2 separate regions of the Homo sapiens genome follow, and region 2 is linked to region 1. Evidence: chromatin loops called from intact Hi-C (ENCODE). Cell type or tissue: CD14-positive monocyte. All regions are shown on one strand. Links, peaks and the distances in the headings refer to the core of each region. The heading gives the core; the rest is flanking DNA. Region 1 has its middle 66 kb from the start of ZFHX3-AS3. Region 2 has its middle 21 kb from the start of HCCAT5.

Region 1 (2,914 bases), core at 206-2,705:
ATGGACCTCAAAAAATCCTACCAGGTTCTCAGTCTTACAGATTTCTCAGAGGGAACACAGGGAGGGCAGGAGGAATGCAAGGTCCAAGCTGGAATTACCCCAACCCGGATGCAAAACACGCCGGCAGCTGGGAGGAAAAATTGGACTAAGTTAGTATATTTGGGGACAAAGGTGGAAGAGGCTCAAGCGCAGAAAATGTTTCAACAGGACTCCAAGGAGGTCTTGTACGATTATGCTCAAGCCTCTGGGTTCTTAACATACCACACTTTGCCCCACTTCAATCAGCTGCAAGGAACCCCATCCACACTCTGCCTGGGCCCCGCCTGTGGCAATGTGTCTTTGCTGTGGCTTCATTCTGGAGTTGTTGCGGAGGAATCAGATATTGGCAGAATAAAATGGCAAACTTGGTCTATGGAAAATGTAACCAGACACAGAAAGTGGACCGAGCCCACCTTTGTCAGCGTGGCCTGAGTCAATCCCATTAACTTCAAGTCAGTGGACTAGACTCAGAAAATGGCAAATCGCTGGAGTCTTTTCTCCCTACCCCTCCCCACCAAAGCAAGAGCCTAGCTGTGGGGTAGAGTACGTGTTCCATTACGTCTCTTGGGCTACTCTTACGAGCTGGCCCCTCTAAAGAATAAGTTTGGGGAATAAAAATAACTACCTGGGATATCAAAGAAAAAGAAGCCCTGGGTAAGTGAACCAGGCAATTCCCAACAATGACATGGATAGTAGAGTTGAAGGTAGTAATTATATTTTGTACCAAATTGGGGGATAATATAGAAGAGCACAGGACAATTCAGAATGCCTGGAATACATTACGACTGTGGGCCTAATAACAGGTTTATGTAATTTAATGAGCAGAAATATGAACTATAAAACCAGGAGGATAAACTGAGAAACAAGAATACTCCTGGAGGGCTTGGGATGGGCTTTTAAAAGATGTGGCAGATATTCTCCCCAAATTAGGGGCAATATAGAGAGTCGCATTGGACCTAAGTAAATTATTCACTCCTGTGTAGCAGATTTTTAAGGCTTTATCTCAAAGCTGGGTTCAGCTTGAGCCACCTATTATAAAATACAAATGGATATGTGAAAATGGTCAGAAACCCATGCCAGAAATTGGTGTGACATGGAGATTTATGGGGCTTCATACACCAGTGTTATGAACTGCCTGGTCTGTGGCCCTCTAAAAGGAAGAGATTCCGAGTCGGGTTTGGACAAACAGAGACAAATCAAGAAGGAAGCTGGGAACAGTTGCAATGAGATTTTTTAGAATGATGGCTCAAGTATAAAGAACTTGAACCTGGCAGGCATTTGGATAACATTTCTGGATGCTTTAAGGAAGTTATGGCTAGACGAAGCCACCAAGAGAGCAGTCAACTCAGCTCAACCAATGGAAAGAGAGAAGCAAGGAAGGGCCGGATTGGGCAAGAGCACGGGGCAGCATTCACTGGGAGAGAGGCAGGGAGGGGGTCTGCTGCATGGTTACCCTTGTCAGGTTAATTTCCTGTGTGCTCCCTCTGATTTGGGGGAAACTCAAGGAGGATGTTTTCTCCTTCAAACATTTGAAAAGCTATTTTTAGCTGTTTTTAGGAAGGCAGGAACAAGAGCATTCCTCTCTCAAACCGCAAGAAACCTTCATGAATATGGCCAGAAATTGAAAGTAAATTTGTTATTACGTTGCTTAAGTGATTTGAGCCTTTTCAGAGTCACCTGAGGACCCTCCAGACAGGGAAAATCTTGATGAGATAAAAGTGCCATCTGAACAAAGTGCATCAGAATGTTGCATTCCTTAATGTCATTGACAACACAACACGACACAACACAACACACAGCATCCTCCTCATGATTTCCCCGAATGAGATCAGTTTGATAAATTAGCTCCAAACTATAGCCACAGTCCCTTGCCCATTGGAAGAGTTTCTAATAGCTGTTCTGTTCTCTGCCCTGCAAAGATGATAATCTGAGGTTCCTCAGCTGTTGGATGGTTAATGTTTTGTTCTTGTACTTATTGCAAAATTGGGGAAAAGAAAAACTGGCTTTGTAACTGTATTGGCCTTGAGATTTACCTGATAAACAACACTGAGTAATAGGATTGGAAATTCTCTTAAAATTTTTTGCACATTATTTGGTTACAGTTTCCATATGGCAAGAAGGCAAGGGGAGAAACTTCCATTCTGGACCAGCCCCCCTCCCTCCCAGCCACACGTTTAATCCATGTGCTTATGTCAAACTTAATTACAGGACTTTTGGCATAAAATAACAGTCCACATCCTCAGAGAGAAGAACTTAAGCAGTTAATATGTGCGATTGAGTGAAATTGCTTTGCTGAATGTTTATGAGTAACCCAAGACTAGTGAAATGTGCTGATATTTTAACTGTTTCAGTGCTGAACTTGTGCCAAGATGCTGTGAAATAGAAAAAAAATAATAATAATTTCTTCCGATCTGCTGTGTATCATATTTCTTGAAACTGAGAACGTTGGGTAAGACAATTTTATGGCTCTTTCACAAATAGCTTTGTGGAGAAAAAAACAATAAAGCTAGAACAATTATGGAACTTGTCACCAGCTCAGGGAACTGCAGAGATTCAAGAGAAGAATAGCAACTTCAAACTAACATCCTTTTCTGCAGAAAATTCTCTTGAATATTAGAGGTCCCCACCAGGGGCAACAATTTTTGCCTTCGGATTTTCACCTACCCGCTTGAACCTTTTCAGACACTTCTGTTTCCCATTCATCCCCAGTCTAATGTGAATGGTTTTAAAATGTAGAGATTTCCAACCCTAAAACGACTCGATGCTTCCCACTGTCATCTTTGCTGAAATAAATTCCTACCTCTGTTTAAATGTTCTTTTGTCTAAATTGTTCACAGTTAGACCTGCTCCTTTTAGCTCTAGAAGAACCTCTTAC
Region 2 (2,914 bases), core at 114-2,613, 53 kb before region 1:
AAAGGGAAGACAGAGAAGAAGAGAGGGGTGGGATAATGAGAGAAAGAGAGGCAGAACCCCAAGCAGGAGCCTACAGAGGAGTCGACACAATAGGAAGACAGAGAAAAACGGAAGGAAGGGAAGAAGGGCAGGGCCTGTGAGGCAAGGAGCTTTGGGAGTCCTAGTCTCATAAATTAAAAGGATGACAACAAAGCCAGGCAGGAAGGATTTAAAAAAATTTTAAAAAGGCCGAACCCAGTGGCTGGCACCTGTAATCCCAGCACTTTGGGAGGCTGAGGTGGGTGGATCACCTGAGGTCAGGAGTTTGAGACCAGCCTGGGCAACATGGTGAAACCCTGTCTCTACTAAAAATACAAAAATTAGCCGGGCGTGGTGGCACATGTCTGTAATCCCAGCTACTCGGGAGGCTACTGAGGCAGGAGAATCTCTTGAACCCGGGAGGTGGAGGTTGCAGTGAGCTGAGATCGCGCCACTGCACTCCAGCCTGGGCGACGGCGTGAGACTCCATCTCAAAAAAAAAAAAAAAAAAAAAAAAAAAGTAAGTGCTTTCCCCCAGTAGACTGAGAAAGGGGAAGGTTAGTGAAGGGCGGAGAGAAGCAGCCCAGACCCCACCCACATTCCTCTGCATCCAGGGAGGAGGGTCCTAGCTGCTGCCCCTGGGGCCTGGCTGACCAGGTGAGCGGCTGCACAGCCCCATCGGAGCCAGGCCCGCCCTGGAGTTATCCTGCACACTTTGGACCCAGCACCCACAGCAGCCCTGCGCCTTGGTTCACTGGACAAACTTTGGCTCTTCAGACAAACTTTGAAAATCCCTAACTTCTTAGGGATTTTCCCTAAGATCCAGCAAACCAGCCGGATTAGTCTTTGGGAGAAAGGAGAGAGAGAATATGAGAAAGAAAGAGGGAATGAGAGGAGGAAGAGAGAAGAGGAGTTAGAGAAAGAGAAGGTCAGAAAGAAGGAGAGCAGGAGAGGAGGGCAAGAGGCCTGGAGAAAGAGAGTGGGAGATGGAACCAGGCGAGGAGGTGGAGAAGCTGCCAGAGGAAGTGAAGGGAGGAAGGAGACATTATATATTCCTAGGAAGGAACAATATAAGATCTTTCACCACGTCCCAGAGGTCAATAAACTGGCCTGGGAAATTAAGAACAAGTTGTCATTGAGGATTAGCAAAAGGCCTGAGGAAGTACAAAAATTCCTGCCAGCTTTCATAAAGCTGCCTCTAAGAAATTAAAAATCACAGGCCACAATAAATACGGCCCACGTCTATCCACACCCATGTCCACATGACAGCCTGGAGAATGAGGCATCCTTCGAGGCCTTGCTTTAATGTGAGTAATTACAATTATGCAAGAATCCCATGGGCTATAATCATACACCCACTACGTGAGCTACTGGGAAGAGGCAAGGAGGTGAATGCCAGCAACAAATGCACAGGAAGGAACATTCTAGAAGAGATATGAGAAAGTGGAATTAAACACGGATGGCGGGTCTTGGTTCCTACTAATGGGGTATGATGCATCCATTTCTACATTACATGGGCGGAAGGTTAAAACAAATAGTTTTTCTCATGACCAAGACTCTTTTTTGGAAACTTTTTTTTTTTTTTTTTTTTAGACAGAGTCTTGCTGTGTCACCCAGGCTGGAGTGCAGTGGCGCGATCTCTGCTTACTGCAAGCTCCACCTCTTGGGTTCAAGCCATTCTCCTGCCTCAGCCTCCCTGAGTAGCTGGGACTACAGGCACCCACTACCATGCCCAGCTAATTTTTTTGTATTTTTAGTAGAGATGGGGTTTCACCATGTTAGCCAGGATGGTCTCCATCTCCTGACCTTGTGATCTGCTCGCCTCGGCCTCCCAAAGTGCTGGGATTACCGACGTGAGCTGCTGTGCCCGGCCATTTTTTTTTAAGAGATGGGGGTCTCACTCTGTTGCCCAGGCTGGTCTCGAACTCCTGGGCTCAAGTGACCCTCCCACTTCAACCTCCCAAAGTGTTGGGATTCAGGCATGAGCCACCGTGTCTGGCTGGAAACTTTCAAGGGAATGGATTTTGCCTGTATGTTACTCATTTTCTGAGGCTATTTGGTGATGGTCTCACACTATGGTTGAAGATAAGTTGGAATTTTCTTAACTAAAGTTACCTTTTTAATATTCTTTATTAATCACCCCTTAGGTTGTTATCAGAAATTGGGTAAACTGTCAGTCATGGTGGTTCATGCCTGTAATCACAGCACTTTGGGAGGCCAAGGTGAGAGGATCACTTGAGGCCAGGAGTTTAAGACCAACCTGGGCAACATAGTGAGACCCCCATCTCTATGAAAAAGATTTAAAAACTAGCCAGGCATGGTGGCACATGCCTGCAGTCCCAGCTACTCAGGAGGGTGAGCTGGGAGGATCCCTTGAGCCCAGGAGGTCGAGGCTGTAGTGAGCCATGACTGCGTCACTGCACTCCAACCTAGGCGACACAGTGAGACCCTGTCTCAAAAAACGTAAAGTAAAATAAAAAAAATAAAATGGGAAAACTAGCAATTTTCTGCAAGGAAATAAGTTTTGCCACCTTGTGAATGGCCAGCCTGTCTTTGATCACAAGGGCAACTCACAGGCAAAGGATTACTGCTATTTCCTAATTTTAGTTTGTTTTTAAAGAGATGGGGTCTTGCTGTGTTGCTCAGGCTGGTCTCATACTACTGGGCTCAAGAAATCCTCCCACCTCAGCCTCCCAAGCTGTAGGGACTACAGGCGCATGCCACCATGCCTAGCTGATTGCAATTTCTACCCTGGGGCCCCAGGCCCTTCTATAGCGATTCCTCAAGAGTCTACTGTCATAGAAGCAGCTGTCTTCAGCTTCTCTCCCTAGGCCTTCTTTGTTGGCCACCAGCAATTCTTGGGGTAGCCAATGTCTTGAAGTTCAGGACCAACTGC

What was found. Hi-C counts contacts between places; a loop is a spot of excess contacts. Peaks named below come from ENCODE experiments on the same cell type or tissue, not always from the same donor. Only the 100,000 strongest peaks of a DNase experiment are listed, where the experiment ranks them.
Region 2: it touches region 1 in a loop (1.8-fold over the local background); 6 of 110 quality-filtered maps call a loop at or near these places.

Annotation. Positions count from the first base shown.
Region 1 is chr16:73,165,125-73,168,038 of GRCh38, forward strand. It overlaps a transcript of ZFHX3 not described here. Among named protein-coding and RNA genes, the nearest start is that of ZFHX3-AS3, 66 kb to the right of the region's middle. In CD14-positive monocyte, for the core only: no CTCF peak of the experiment used is centred there; a DNase peak (open chromatin) is centred at 1,387; H3K4me3 peaks cover 1,006 bases; H3K27ac peaks cover 1,233 bases.
Region 2 is chr16:73,112,205-73,115,118 of GRCh38, forward strand. It overlaps a transcript of ZFHX3 not described here. Among named protein-coding and RNA genes, the nearest start is that of HCCAT5, 21 kb to the left of the region's middle. In CD14-positive monocyte, for the core only: no CTCF peak of the experiment used is centred there; a DNase peak (open chromatin) is centred at 1,327; H3K27ac peaks cover 840 bases.